Linked DNA regions of Homo sapiens: region 1 is linked to region 2. A link is a loop called in an ENCODE intact Hi-C map of the cell type or tissue named here. Cell type or tissue: A673. All regions are shown on one strand.

Region 1 (8,000 bases), 770 kb before region 2:
TTACTTTTACTACCACAAGACTTTCCACTCAAGGCCACCAATATTCTAGAAGCACCATCTGCCCAAATTCCTACCCAGTACTTCCCATATGAGCTCTCTGAGTGCCTTCTGTATACCAGGCCAGAAGAGAGCTCCAGGCCTACAGTAGGCACCATCCAGCCACTGCCCCTGCCCTCAAGGCACTCATGTGCCTTGAGGCACATCAGCACTGATGTGGCTGAAGCCTCCCGGGAAAGGACACGTGTACCCCTGCAAACCTCTTTGGTGTCCGGAAAGGACACGTGTACCCCTGCAAACCTCTTTGGTGTCCGTGGTCTCACGGCAACAGCAGGGCTGGCATGCACAAACCTGCAATGGGTTTCTACAGCCCAGATGGAACGGGTGTGGCCCCTTCCTGAGCATCTTTAAACTTCTATAAGGAAAGAGGTACATTCAGTAAAACATCCCTGTGGTTCCGGTAAAGTCCCACCAATTTATCCTGAGAAACAGAAACCACATTAGTTTTAACGAGTAAGCTTCTGAAACGTTTAGGAACTGTCAACAATTAACTTAGGGAAATACTTCCTCACTGTGGCACGGTGTCGCATGCTGAGCGCAGCACGTTCTCAGGTACTCTAGAGCCTGAGCCCACCTCAGAGGTAGGTGGGGCCCGTGGGGTCACTGGCCCCTCAAAGATCCCCAGGGAAGGTACACTCCCAGACACACAAGTCTCAGACCCGAATCCTGGGAGCCCAGGCAGGCCTCTGGACCTGGCCCAGATGGGCGTCTGGAGACGTCAGGGACTGGACCTTGTAAGCTTGCCTGGTGGCTGCCCTGCCAGCCCGGCATCCTCCTCTTCCACTCCACACTCTGGATCATCCTTTGTGTCTTCCAGTTCTTCTCCACACATCCTCTCCTGAAGTCAGAAAAGAATCCACAGGCATTCCAATTAAACATGGCAATGGGGTCGTCCTGCACAGTCTGGGGCTGGACATTCAGGACATGGAGGTGTCCTGTCTGGCTTGTGCCTGCACTTCCTGCTGAGATTCAGAATAGGCCAGGTTCAAACGCTCCAGCCAGCCATGGGGAAATCAGGTTTTGTGCATAAGAGCACGTATTTACTGAAAGGAACTAAAGGACAGCCCAGCCTGGGGAGACCAGAGAAAGGGCAGGGAAGGAAGCACTGCTTTCAAAGCTGGCACCCCGTGCTCAAATGTGCAGAATTCCCCCAGGTCCACACCCATGGGCGTTACAGTACCTGGACATTTCTGCTTCCTCTAACAGGTTTAAAAGAAAAGTCAAGGATCAGCGGAAAAGGCCAAGTGCAACGCTCTCTGTTCAGTGCCTGTTGGGTCTTAGGTTAGCCCATCTTTCCATGGTGAACCAAAGAAAATGAAAGCCCTCATCTGCCAGATGGCTAGAGCTAATGTCAGACAGGAAGCAGCTTTCTAAAACAATCCAGCACTTACTGGGATATTTTCTGCTTTCATTGTTGAATCTTCTATTTCAGAGCAATATATTTTCCAAAATAAGCAGTATTTGTCCATGATGTACAAGCGTAAGTTTAAAGTAATTTTGGACTCTTTAGGGATTTGAAAGTAAAGACCCTTTGGCACCAGAGAATGGACATTTTCACAATACCCTGTTTGGTCAAGAGTCTGGTTTAGCCACAAGAAAACCAGGAAAACCTAAAATTTTATAAAATATTGAATGACAGCAAGCTACTAAGAAATATTCTTAATATTCCCTCAAGATTCTATTCTACAGTCACTCTGGATTGTACAAAAACCTAATACCTAATTCCACTCCATCCCAGCAATCTGGGCTTTTGCAGTGGAGGAGGAAAGAAAGACAAATTTGTCTTGCTTTTTGTTCTGCTTGACAGACACTGGTCCATGGCAAAATTTGAAATTCAGATTTTTCAATATTTCCTTAACGATGCAAGGTTACGGCCAATTCCCATGTGTTCTGTTCCATTTTGGTTTCGTTAGAGCTTGTCTAGTTAAGAGAAGAGAACCATAAAAAATCTAATTACAAAGGCCTCTCCACGCAACACCCCCCTCCCATGATAGCCCGGAGATTCTGAGCCTAGACCAAGGCCCTGCTGCCACGAGAAGCCCACAGCCAAGTCGTCTGGGAAGCTGCCTGGCAGGTTCAGACCACGGCTTCACTAAGCAAGGACAACCTGATCACTAGGAAAGTGAGAGGTTCATGGGGTGATATAGTATCACCATACCTTGCTGCCGTCTCCAGGGGCAGGCTGTCTGGGTCTGTCATTCTGAGAAGTCCTCGCATGACGGCTCACGTCCTCGGAATTTCCTGGGTGTGCTGCCCTCCCCAAGCAACAGAAAGAGGATAAGCAAATGAGGGTGGCTCCCAAGGGGCTGGACAATCAAAAGAGGAAATAGTACACTGGGGACCTTGCAAACATGTTGATAGCCATGACCCAATTCTATCTCTCTCTCTCTCTTTTTTTTTTTTTTTTTTTTTTTTTTTTGAGATGGAGTCTCCCTCTGTAGCCCAGGCTGGAGTACAGTGGCACCATCTGGGCTCACTGCAACCTCCACCTCCCGGGTTCAAGTGATTCTCCTGCCTCAGCCTCCCGAGTAGCTGGGATTACAGACGCCTGCCACCATGCCTGGCTAATTTTTGTACTTTTAGTAGAGATGGGGTTTCACTATGTTGGTCAGGCTGGTCTCGAACTCCTGACTTCAAGTCATCCTCCTGCCTCAGCCTCCCAAAGTGCTGGGTCAGTTCTATCTTCTTGACCTTCACTTTGCCATTTGCTGCAATGCTCTCCAGAAGACAGGAGTACCTGCCAGGTGTCAGGAGATGCAAAGTGAGGTTCCACTCAAGCATTTCTGAGCTGGAATTGTGATCTGTTCTTCCATCGATTCTGGCATTCAATGGACTCACATTTCCAGTTCTAGTCCTGGATCCTTCTTTTTGCTCACCGGTGGTTTTGCTCACAAGAGAGGTCATAATCACCCACGTTCAGTGAGTCTCCCTCCTCTCCTACCAAATCAGTACCGACTTGGAAAGGGATGACTTTCTTGTCCTCCTTTGCACCTCCACACCCCACGCCCCCAAATCCATATGTGTGTGTGTGGTGTTCAGATCCCTAAAAAAAATACACAGTTTTGCATTTCAGCTGAAAATACCTATGTAACACATTTTGTTTACTAAAGAACAAATGAATTATTTAGTTGTTATCTATATAAGTAAATTTTTAAATTTATTTACAGAACTGTATAAATTAGCAAAATTTGGTTTGGCAAAATTTAATTGTGGGCACTTAAAAATACCAGCACACTTGAGTTCTCTCGGCCATAGAGTTTTTATATCACACAGTAGTAGGTGCCCATGTAGTTAGCTGGTAAATAAGTTCAGAAGCCAGGTCAGCCCTGTTCATGACTGCATCCCTAACGTCTAGGACAGTGCCTGGCACGTCTGTAGATGCCCCATTGACAGCGAATGAACGAATAAAGGAATACATGAATGAATGAATGAGAAAATGAAGTAGATAACCCATTATCAGTTTTCCACCTTTCCTAATGTTTTTATGTGTTGTGAGCTATCAAATGTTTACTTGTATTTCATTCCTAATTGAGGTTCATTAAATCTTTAAAAATGAATGCACTAATTACTCATTTGGAAGCACACCTGGAGGTATCAGAGCACTAATCACAGAGGTAAGTTATCATCCAAGGCTGCAGTAGACGACAATGGCCACTAAGGGGAGCCACACAACCTGTCAAAGAGCAGCATTCGACAGAAAAAAACACACCCAGTATGGTGGTTTTGCCCCCAGCACTTCCCAGCACACTGCACCACCACAAAATTGCTGTTGCTATTGTACTCTATAACGTATGAGTCACCAGAACAAACTGAGAAAAAAGGTCAGAACTGCAGTTTGCTGGGCATCAAACTTTCAAAAAAGTAGCCCCCGCTTCCCTTCTCATATTTTTCACATCTCTTGATGCAAAGATCCTTCTGGTTTAAAAATTAAATGCAAATAAAAGTATTTGTGGATGACAACTGAATCCATTAAAAATTCAGCTGGAGAAAGAAAGCAAAAGTATGACTTACAGATTGAAAAAAAATTAATTTTTAAAGCAGTGGTCAATTATTTCCTGATCCCGGCAACAATTTTGTAAAAGAACATTTCACTGTTGACATATTCAGTTTCACTCTCTCTGGTAAAGAAACTTAAGGCATGTTCAGGCTGACCGGGAAATCACATCAGATGCAATTATGATCCTATTGGTCAAGTTTCAAAGGCTTTGTCTGTAACTGAGTGTAGGAAGAAAGAAATTTCCCACAAACTCCTTCCCTCAAAAGGTCTGCATAACCTGTAAATATTTTCAGGGCCATTATAAGCTGCAGATGTTATCAACAGCCAAGATCGCACAAACTTTTAAAGACCTGGCCCACCAATCAGGCTGCTTCAGAAATAGTCTTTAAAACATTTGCAAGGAGCACAAGTTAATTTCCCTTTGAAATGTTGTGAAATGTTCATGCCTTATTTAGAGCAAGAAGCAATTGATTCCACTGGGCTTCTTGCTTACAGTTCTATTTCTATGGCACATAAAATTATAGGATACCTCCAAAATAACCGTCAGGAAAAAGAAGGGAGAACAGATAAAACTTGAAAAAAACAGAACAAGTCAAAAAAGCAACTCTAAGAATCACTGACTAATTTAAGACTAACATCCAATTAATGGCCTACTGAGATTCCCAGGGAAGAGAAGGTTCCGGAATCTGCATTGTTCGGTGACCCATAAGAAGTTCTAATCCACTAACACTTGCTGATTTCCATGAAGAGAGAAACAGACGAGAAACTGCAGAGCACCGAGCTAATCTGTGATCACATTTGCAGCCCCAACTCACCAACTTGAAAAAAACCTGAGATGTCAGCACTAACTGTCATAATGGTTGCAAGCTGAAGCCGGTTGGCTGAAAACCTTCCTGAGTGAATTAAAATCCTGACTGCGGGCCCTCGAGGGGAAAGAAGATGTGGGTGAAACTGGGAACTAGCCATGATTTATACAGGCAGTGAAAAGACCATAACTTAGAATTTTTTTTTAAATAAAGAGTTTTAGTAATCTAATTATATCCTAATTATAATGATAACCCTTCTTCCTTCAAGGGACTCAAGCATGCTTCTGGAACATTCTCTGTGCAAGTCCCCTCATTTGCTGTTTTAAAATGAGAGTTGGTGAATCTCAGAGTGAATTAAAGTGACATGTTTGGCATCTGACTTCCAGCTCAGTTTCCTCTGCCCAGACCACACCGACTCCCAGCTCTTGAAACAGCCCCAGTGGGATTCTCCAGGAGGAGCCATCTCCCCAATTAGGAGAAAACATCCTCGTCCCTGCTCACCCCTCTGGCCCGTGCAATTTCCACATTTCAATATGCAATGCATTTTCTTTTTCCATTCCCAGCCAAGGAACTGAAACATCCAAGCACAGAGGCTGTGCGAGGCCCCACAGCCTCATTTGTGAAGCGTGTCCATAAACTCCAACAGCTAGACAGCTCAGTGCCCAGGGACCCGACCGGCTTCCCTTCATTCCTAACTCAGTGCCACAGGGCAAGTCACTTAACCGCCTCATTAGGATCACAGCACAGCCCCGCCCTGCCATGCCTCCTTCCCCGGTGCCTGCTCACCCCATTAATATCTGTAAAGATCCATTAAGCCTTCCAGCATAAAAGCAAAACTGATCACTATTATCATCAATAAACTCCAAGGCACGCTCACCTGTCGACACCTAAGGTGGATCAGTCACCACGTGGAGAGAAAGCCTGGCACCTCGGCTGCCTGTCAATCCCCTAATGAGCCACATGCAGCCGCAGAAATGGCATTCGACGCTGACGGGAGCACCCACTCCAGGAGTGAAGGAGAGCCAGGGCTTGCATTTTGGACAGTTAATTTAAATTAACTGTCCCCCTCACCTCCCACCCATGGCAGCACCTGAAGCCTGGAGGTGTCCGCTGCCCCAGCCCTGGCCTGGCCTCGCCTCTTAGTGCTGAGCTGAGAAGCGCTGAGCTGAGAAGCGCCTGCCATGGGCAGCCGTTCCCCATTTGTGAGAAGTAGAAAGTTCACTGTCAAAAAAGCAACTTGGGGTCGGGCGCGGTGGCTCACACCTGTAATCCCAGCATTTTGGGAGGCCAAGGAGTGCGAATCACCTGAGGTCAGGAGTTCAAGCCTGGCCAATATGGTGAAACCCCATCTCTACTAAAAATACAAAAATTAGCTGAGCATGGTGTCACATGCCTGTAGTCCCAGCTACTCGAGTGGCTGAGGCAGGAGAATCCCTTGAACCCAGGAGTCGGAGGTTGCAGTCAGCCAAGGTTGCGCCACTCCACTCCAACCTGGGTGACAGAGCGAGATTCTGTCTCAAAAAAAAAAAAAAGAAAAGCAACTTGGAAACCCAGACACTGCAAGCCTGCTTTCCCATCTGGCTGATCAAAGGATTTCCCACCTGCTGCCTCCCCTGGAAACCCACCACCAGAGGCTCTGTTCTCCTGCTTCCTCCACTAAACCCCACTGGCAAACTGCCACTGGGGCACTGTCTCGAGCAACCAGAAACTGAAGACGGAATGCGCATCTGTCAACAGGGAAATAAATGACATCACGTCCACGCGACATCATACTATGCTGCTGTGAAAAAGACCAGGCAGCGGTTTTGTAGAACGTTGTCTCTGTGATGCTGCCATGACGTGTGCAGTCCCCTCAGAGGTGAGGAGGATAGAAGACTTGCTTGTCATAGTCAACTCTTTTGAGTTTTCAACCAAGTGCACACTTTACCTTTCATCACCTGTTCAGAATCGTGTTTTCAACTCATCTTCAGCTAGGCAGAGGAAACCGATCTTCTTATATGTTTCAATAATCTATCTAATTGTAAAAGGGAAGTCCCTTAGTCCCAGGGAGCTCCTAACTGCTAAACTGGGGGTGATCTTTTTGAGCAAGAAGGATGGGAAGGTGTGCTTCACTCAGGAGGGGAACGTTGGAGGATAAGATGTCCTCACCCAGGTCCCACCCCTCCTTTGTTCTTGCCACAACAGAAATAACATCTATATGGGTCTCATTGGATCACTGTAAATCCACGCTAGTATTGAAACCAGAAATAAATAGACACAGTGCAGTGTTTCAGTCCTACTCAGTCTGGAAGCCTTGCCTGGTGAAGCTGAACCTTTAGCCAGATATTGGTGCACTGGCCCCAGGCCCCCCGGCGCTCCACCTCCCACAGGCGTCCTCGCTCCTCCAGACAGACCAGCAGGAACTGCCTGCAGACTGGGAGAAGAGAACGCAGCATGAGTCAGGAAGTCCCCCACCTCATCCTGGTTCACTCTGCACCAGCTCTCTGGGTCTCCGACACAGCCCACTCCAGTCCTCGAGCAGCCCTCCACCCCCTGATCTCTGCTGGAATCCCTGCTGCACTCAAACCACCTTTGCGACTGCCTACCATGGACAGGTCCACCTCCCGGCTTCTCCTGATGAGGAGCTCTCATCTCCACCCTTCCCATCTGCATTCATTTACTAGGGCTCCTCTAACAAAACACTGCAGACTGGGTGGCTTAAACCAGGAGTCTCCATCCCCTGGGCCACCGACCAGTGCCAGGACACACAGCAGGAGGTGAGTGGTGGAGGAGTGCGCGAAGCTTCATCTGTATTTACAGTGGCTCCCATTGCTTGTGTTACTGCCTGAGCTCCGCCTCCTGTCAGATCAGCGGCAGCATTAGATTCTCATAAGAGCGCGGATCCTATCGTGAACTTTGCATGTGAGGTTGCGCACTCCTTATGAGAATCTAATGCCTGATGATCTGTCACTGTCTCCCATCACCCCCAGATGGGACCATCTATTTGCAAGAAAATAAGCTCAGGGCTCCCACTGATTCTACATTATGGTAAGCTGCATAATTATTTCATTATATATTAAAATGTAATCACAATAGAAATAAAGTGCACAATAAATAAATGTAATGTGCTTGAATCATCCTGAAACCAACCCTTTGTCCCT
Region 2 (8,000 bases):
CTACAGAGCACAAGAGGAGACACTATCTCATTGCAGACAAGTTTCAGATCTCATAGGGATGGAGACTCGTTTTAACAAGCAATAAACAAATGCAATTTCTGGTATTACTAAGGCAACAGAGTTTCCTTTTAAAAACTCTGGAATTTGGCAAGAATATTGAGCACCAGTATAAAGGAAAGGCTTTGTGTGAATATCACTGATCAGAATCTGATGAGAAACCAATCCCAAAAGATAACAAATGGGATTTTCCATAGCCAACATGAGAAAAGAATTACATCTGGGTATCTTTTTATCACCTGATACATACAGGTAAAGGCTTTGCTCTGTTGAATGCATTGTGGGGTTTCCAGTCTACATCAGTGAATGTAATGTGTGCCATGGTCAGGAGCTTGGACACTAGCGTTGAATAAGCAGGGCTCTGCTGGGCCACTTTCCAGCTTTATCGCTTCCTGCCTGTGTGACCCTGGAAGTGACCTCACTTCTCTCAGCTTTAGATGCTACATTTGAACATGGGAATACTAACAGTATCCACTACACAGAGAGGACTAAGAATGAAAGGAGATGACATCTGTAAAGCACTTAGCAAAAGCCTGACACAGAAGGTGGTCAATAATTGGTAGCTAGTGTGGTTTTAAAAAAATCATTATTATTATATTTTTGAGAAGGGGTCTCACTCTGTCACCCAGGTTGGAGTCCAGTGGCATGATCTTTGCTCACTGCAACCTCTGCCTCCCGGTCTCAAGCAGTCCTCCTACCTCAGCCTCTGGAATAGCTGGGACTACAGGTGTATGCTACAACGCCTGGCTAATTTTTTGTATTTGTAATTATGTATTAGTTGTATTAATTTGAGACAGGGTTTTGCCATGTTGCCCAAGCTGTCTCGAACTCCTGGGCTCAAATGGTCCGCCTGCTTCGGCCTCCCAAAGTTCTGGGATTACAGGTGTAAGTCACTGTGCCCTGCCTATTATTTGATATATATTATTATATGTTGTGTTATTTATTTAGAGATATATGATTATATATTTATGTTACATATTAATACTAATAACATGTCATTTTAAAACATGATTCTATTATTTAAATCATTATTCTCATATATTTAGGAAAAGGTACATTATAAGGGTATAATGTCAGAAAAGGAAAGACAGAAATGCAGTGCTCTAAAACATTAAAGCTTTAGGAGATTCAAGAAATAGAAAGCAGATAAAGTATATGAGAGTAACCTGTGCCATGTGGTTTTTCTTTGGCTTCCCCACATTGAAAATAATAATAATAAAAACAAAAATGAGACTTGTGTAAGTTAAGAGCATATCTTCAACCACAGAAATATAGGATTAGGAAGAGTCCCAGAGAAAAAAAGCAATTTCCTTCTTTGTTAAGTAAGCAAAAAGTATTCTAGGCACATAGTGTCCCACAGGAGCAGCTGACAGGAGAAACATGTCTGCTGGAGAAGAGCAGGATGTTCTCAGGGAGCAGGCAAGGGAGAAGCAGGACTTGGAACATGTGAGCATCTGTAAGAGCCTTTATGTCCAAAAGAGAGAAGCAGAGAAAATGCAACTTAGACATCAAGGAACCTCAGGTGATGGTAAGAACTAAAAATTTTTTTAAATGCTGAGTCCAGAAAGCAAAAGTTAGATGTAGAAATTTCTGACTGGACCAATTTTGGGAGGACTATGGGATCTAAGAGCAAAGGTTATTATTGAAGTATCAAAAATTCCACTGGGAAGCATTTCTGGAGCAGCTTATGGAACTAAGTAGAACCCCATCATCTCAATGAGGTGATGGCAGGTAGATACATATTCTGTTCCCCTTGCCACATCACTTCTCCATTATTTTCTCCTCCTTCCTAGTAAGTACGAGTTAAGGGAGAAATCTTCCCCATCCCCTTTCCTTTTGGAAAACTTGTGTTAGAATAACTTTCCAAACCTCACAACTTCAATGAATCAAGAGAGAGCAAGACAAAGAAACAAAATCAAGCTTAAGGAAATAAGAATATACAGGTTGGGTGCAGTGGCTCATGCCTGTAATCCCAGCACTTTGGGAGGCCAAAACAGGTGGATCACTTGAGGTCAGGAGTTTGAGACCAGCCTGGTCAACATGGTGAAACACTGTCTCTACTAAAAATACAAAAATTAGCTGGGCGTGGTGGCACACATGTGTAATCCCAGCTACTTGGGAGGCTGAGGCAGGAGAATCGCTTGAACCTGGGAGGTGGATGTTGCAGTGAGTCAAGATCACGCCACTGCACTCCAGCCTGGGTGACAGAGAGTCTCAAAGACAAAAAACAAACAAACAAAAAAAAAGAAGAAGTAAGTATATACAATTGTCTGATTTTAGCTTAGATGATTCATGAGAGCAAAGAAAACAAAATGTAGCCTTCCCAAGGCACAGGGAAAAAATGCAGAAAAAAATTGCACACCAAGGGCAGTCTTGAAGTACAAAACCTTAATATGTGATATAAGTACCTGATTTAAAATCACCTCTGGGATGAAACAGCAGAAAGGAAAATGTTCAATTAGATCATAATGATAATTATATTGCCCTTTTCTTTCTTGCTTTCTTGCTTCTGAGGGTCTCCCATGCACCTAGATGCTTTAAAGTAATATCTTTTTAATCTTCACAGCAACCCCTGGAGGTCTTATTATTTTCACTTCAACAGGAGAGGAGAGTGAGGCTCCCAGGAAGCACAAGATCTACCCAAGTTCTACAGCTGGGAAGTTTGAACAAACACTGATTTGAACCCAGGGCTTCTGACTCCAAAGACTACATTTTTTTGTTTTTAATAGAGATGGGGATTCACCATGTTGACCAGGCTGGTCTTGAACTCCGGGCCTCAAGCGATCCTCCCATCTCAGCCTCCCAGTGTTGGGATTACAGGCATGAGCCATCATGCCGGCCCAGAGCCTACATTGTTAATGACACCATGGCACACTGCTTAGAAATACTTGGGAGGCGTCTTGTTGATGCTCTGAGGAAATAAAAGTGTTTACTCATTCCTGAGTTAGTTCAGCACAGTCATGCCAGGCAAAGTGTTCGCTGGACATGCTGTGGGAGACTTCAAGGACATGTCAAGCAGTCAGAGAGAGCTGGGGGAAAATCACATGTTCTGGAGCAATAGTCTCAATAGGTCATCATCATGCTGCATAGAAAGATAATTTAAAGAGGGATGTGTGTGTGTGTGTGTGTGTGTGTGTGTGTGCATGCATGTGCAATGGCATATGCCTGTATATACAAAGACAACTATTTCTCTCTGGGCATCTATCAATAACCAGGATAGAAAATAATTCTTAACACTGGGGATAAATTTGCCCCTTTTTGTAAGTGACTTTCTTTACCAGATTTAAAGAAATATAACTGTGCACATAAGAATACATGATTTGGATTCACTCTCCAAAGTTAACAAACCATTACTGTACGAAGTAGCACCGGAACAGAGGAGAGGAAGAAGGAGAGAAGTTTCAGGCCATAGTCAGGGATGGGAGGCATGGAGCATGAGTCACCCCGCGGCACTTATCTGTCAGCCCAGGGAGAAAGGCACTGGGCTGTTGCGATGGGCACCATAAAAGGACAGGCAGGGCAGGAAGATGATACACTAAAAGATATCCTTTTAAGAGGGACATAGGACTGAGTGCAGTGGTTCATGCCTGTAATTCTAACACTTTGGGAGGCCGAGACAGGAGGATCGCTTGAGCCCAGCCTGGGCAATATAGTAGTAAGACCCTGTCTCTACAAAAAAATAAAATTAGCTGGGTGCAGTGGCACGTGCCTGTAGTCCCAGCTAGTCAAGAGGCTGAGAGGGGAGGACTGCTTGAGCCCAGGAGGTCAAGGCTGCCGTGAGCTGTCACTGTGAAACTGTACTCCAGCCAGAGCAACAGAGTAAGACCCTATCTCAAAAAAAAAAAAAAAAAAAAAAGGGGGGGACATAAATCCAATGAGCGCTGCCTGAGAAATTATCTTGGCCTTCCACTTCCAAGACCTGGCAAAAGAAAAGGCCCTCATGGTTCAAGCTTACCTACAGAAGTGCATAAATCCAAAACACCTTGTTAATTTCTAAAGCAGATAAATTTGGACAAAATACATTTCAATAAGGAAATGAAGCAAAGTAATTGAATGAAAATTATACAGTTTAAACATGCACATTGTGGTGATTATATCAGGGTGAAGAATTAGGATGAAAAGAAGTAGCAAAGTTTGAAACAACTTGGCTAAACACAAAAGTAACTTTGTAGAATAGTCTGGAATATTAACTTAAATTCTTGTTGGCTATTCAGCCTAGATGTGTACAGGGCCCGCCATCTGCTGGCAAGGCTTGGTGTTGCTAATTTGGAAAGCACTCAGAGGAGGTGCCAGAGGATCATTTACTCTTTTTTATAGCAACACTGCTCAATGTTAAATACTGATATATTAGGTCTCAACAGATGCAACAAATATTATATCTTGGAGCTCTGAATTGTGTATTTCCTATCTTATAAGACAGAATACCTAATTTCTGGCAGGAAGGGATTCTGGACTGGTAAAGCCTTCCCAGTCACTAACAACCTTCTTCCTCCTCCAGTTATATAAATGGAATTGTACAGTATGATTCTTTTGCATCTGGCTTCTTTCACTACACATTGTGAGAGCCATTCATGCTGTTAAGCATAGGAGTAGTTTTAATCATTTTATTTATATTAACATCACATTTTTTCTGTTTTACTTTTGGTGAACATTTAGGCTGTTTCCAACTCTTGGCTATTACAAATAATGTAGCTTTGAATATTCTTGGCTATGTCTTTTGGTGAAAACATGCATGCATTTCTATTGGGTGTATAATTTAGTAGTGATACTGCTGGGTCAAAAGGTATGCAAATGTTTAAATTTAGGAGACAATGCCAAATAGTTTTCTAAAGTAGTTACACCAAATATATTTGAAACAATGGTATATGAGAGAGCATATCAGAGAATCACATCCTTCCAAATGTTTGCTATTAGTAGTCTTAAAATTTTTTTAGCCATTCTAGTGGGAATGTAAGAGTATCTTATTTATTTATTTATTTAAAGAGACAGAGTTTTGCTTTGTCATCCAGGCTGGAGTGCAGTGGTGTTGCACAGCTCACTGCAAACTCAAATTCCTGGGCTCAAGAGATCCTCCCGGCCGGGTGCGGTGGCTCACGCCTGTAATCCCAGCACTTTGGGAGGCCGAGGTGGGCACATCACAAGGTCAAGAGATCGAGACCATCCTGGCTAACACGGTGAAACACCGTCTCTACTAAAAAATACAAAAAATTAGCCAGGCGTGGTGGTGGGTGCCTGTAGTCCCCACTACTCGGGAGCTGAGGCAGGAGAATGGCGTGAACCCGGGAAGGTAGAACTTGCAGTGAGCCGAGATCGCGCCATTGCACTCCAGCCTGGGTGACAGAGTGAGACTGCATCTCAAAAAAAAAAAAAAAAAAAGAGATCCTCCCACCTCAGTCTCCTGAGTAGCTAGGACTATAGGTGAGCACCACCACACTTGGATAAATTAAAAAATATTTTTGTAGAGATGGGGGTCTCCCCATCTTGCCTAGGCTGGTCTTGAGCTCCAGGGCTCAAGCTATTCTTCCACCTCAGCCTCTCAAAGCGCTGGGATTACAGGTGTGAGCCACCACACCCAGCCATATCTTATGATTCTAGTTTTCATTTTCTGATAACTGATAAGGTGGAACACCTTTTGATAGGTTTATTTGCTATGCGGGTGTTCTTTTTTTGGGAAAAGTTTCCTGCCCATCTTTCTTTTCTCCTTTTTTTTTTTTTTTTTTTTGAGATGGAGTTTCTCTCTTGTTGCCCAGGCTGGAGTGCAATGGCGCGATCTTGGCTCACAGCAACCTCTGCCTCTCGGGTTCAAGCAATTCTCCTGCCTCAGCCTCCCGAGTAGCTGGGATTACAGGTGCCCACCATCAGGCCCAGCTAATTTTTGTATTTTTAGTAGAGACAGGGTCTCGCCATGTTAGCTAGGCTGGTCTTGAACTTCTGACCTTGGGTGATCCACCCGCCTCGGCCTCCCAAAGTGCTGGGATTACAGGCATGAGCCACCGTGCCTGACCTCCTGCCCATCTTTCTATCCAGTTATGTGTTTGTTTAACTGATATATAAGGGTTCTTTGTAGACTTCAGATATAAGCCCTTTGTCAGTTGTACGTATTACAAATATTGTCTGTAGTATAAGATACATGTGATTTAAATACAGGACAACACAGCACCAAGCAGAGAGGATAAAGAGTGCTGGCACGCTCAAAGGTCCTTGCATTGTTCAGGAAGTGGTTAAATGATTAATTTACAATTAGATTCTAATAAATCAGGGATATAAGTGACAAACTCCACAGTAACTACTAGAATAAAAAGAAGATAACAAGGCCAGGCATGGTGGCTCATGCCTGTAATCCCAGCATTTTGGGAGGCCAAGGTGGGTGGACTGCTTGAGCCCAGGAGTTCAAGACCAGGCTGGGCAACATAGCGAAATTTCATCTCTACAAAAAATACAAAAAGTTAGCTGGGTGTGGTGGCACACACCTGTAGTCCAAGCTACTCAGGAGGCTGAGATGAGAGGATTGCTTGAGCCCAGGGAGGTTGAAGCTGCTGTGAACCATGACCCCACCACTGTACTCCAGTCTGGGCAACAGAGTGAGATCCTGTATACAAAAAAGAAAAGAAGAAAGAAAATAAAAAACAAAAGAAAAAAATGTATAACTTGCAAATTAATGGGTATAAAATGGAATGATAGAAATATTTGATTAATCTAAAAGAAAGCAAGTAAGGAAAAAGAAAAGAACAAAAAGTTGGCAGGAGAAAAGGAAATTTAAACCCAAATAAATATTTTTTAAAAGGTATTGTAGGAAAATATTTACCAAAAGAGAGCTAGGATATAGTATCAGACAGAATAGATGTAGGGGACAAAAAAGGACAAGGTCAACTAACCAATAAAGTGATAGGTTAAGAAGATATGAGGCTGCTAAACTCTCCTCTCACCCCAACAAAATAGCTTCAGGATATATATAACAATGCAATACAATTACAAATCAGTAACACCAAGATATCTTGAAAACTCTCATACCTGCAAACCAAAACACACATCATTTGAATAATCCTTGGACTAAAGAGTAATTTATAAACTGAGTTATGAAATACTAAGAAGTTATCACAGTGATAATGCTTCATGATAAAATATATGGAGTAGAGTTAAAGTAGGTCTTGGAGGGAAATTTTAGAGAATATTTTTGATATTTAGCTGGAAAAGACTTTCTAACCAGACTCCCAAAGCATAAATCATAAGGTGAAAATGAATGGATTTGAGTGAACCAAATTAATAATTTCTAAGCCACGAAGAACACCATAGACAAAATTAATAAGCGGGCAATAGATGTAAGAAAATATTTATATCATTAATATTTATAATATATAAGAAAACCCTGATTATCAATAGGAAAGGTACAGGAAACTCTAAAAGAAAAATAAGAAGGAATACTAACAGGCTATTCATACAAGGTGAATCCCAAGTGGCTAAGTCGTATATGAAAAGTATTCAAACTCACTAATAGGAGAAATGTAAATAGAACTTTAATAATTAGATAGCACGTTATATGCACCAGGTTGGCAAAGATTAACAAAGTCAAATATTGCCAGTGGTGTGTTAGGAACCTACCCACCCTGCAAGTAGGAATGCAAATGCAGATGGGTGTCGTGGTTGGCTGGTGCTTGGTGAACTTAAAGTCTGTTTGTACTCAGTACCACCCCTGGAATATAAACCTCAGAAAAGCAATACCACCCTTGGGATATAAACCTCAGAAAAAGTGTCACTTAGCCACGTAAGTGAAGCTGTGTAAGGATGGTCATGGCAGCACTGCTATGGCAGCAGAGAGCTGGGGACAAGCTGAATGTCTATTGTTAGGAGGATGGACAAACAAAATACAACAAATGCATTCTATAGAGCATTATACAGGAACCAGAAGCAATGAACTAAAATCCAGGCAACAACCAAAACGTGCT

The links. A loop is a pair of places that touch in the nucleus more often than their neighbours do. Peaks named below come from ENCODE experiments on the same cell type or tissue, not always from the same donor. Only the 100,000 strongest peaks of a DNase experiment are listed, where the experiment ranks them.
Region 1: a loop joins it to region 2, with 8 times the contacts of the local background. A loop is called at or near these places in 17 of 110 quality-filtered maps.

Annotation. Positions count from the first base shown.
Region 1 is chr15:98,438,856-98,446,855 of GRCh38, forward strand. It overlaps the pseudogene FAM169BP. Among named protein-coding and RNA genes, the nearest start is that of LINC02351, 22 kb to the left of the region's middle. RefSeq lists a silencer at 2,354-2,403. In A673, a CTCF peak has its summit at 3,702 (motif pointing right); a DNase peak (open chromatin) is centred at 3,766.
Region 2 is chr15:99,209,094-99,217,093 of GRCh38, forward strand. All of the region lies in intron 8 of TTC23 (tetratricopeptide repeat domain 23), which reads right to left. Among named protein-coding and RNA genes, the nearest start is that of TTC23, 36 kb to the right of the region's middle. RefSeq lists a silencer at 2,897-3,097 and an enhancer at 5,177-5,677. In A673, a CTCF peak has its summit at 4,305 (motif pointing left); a DNase peak (open chromatin) is centred at 4,298.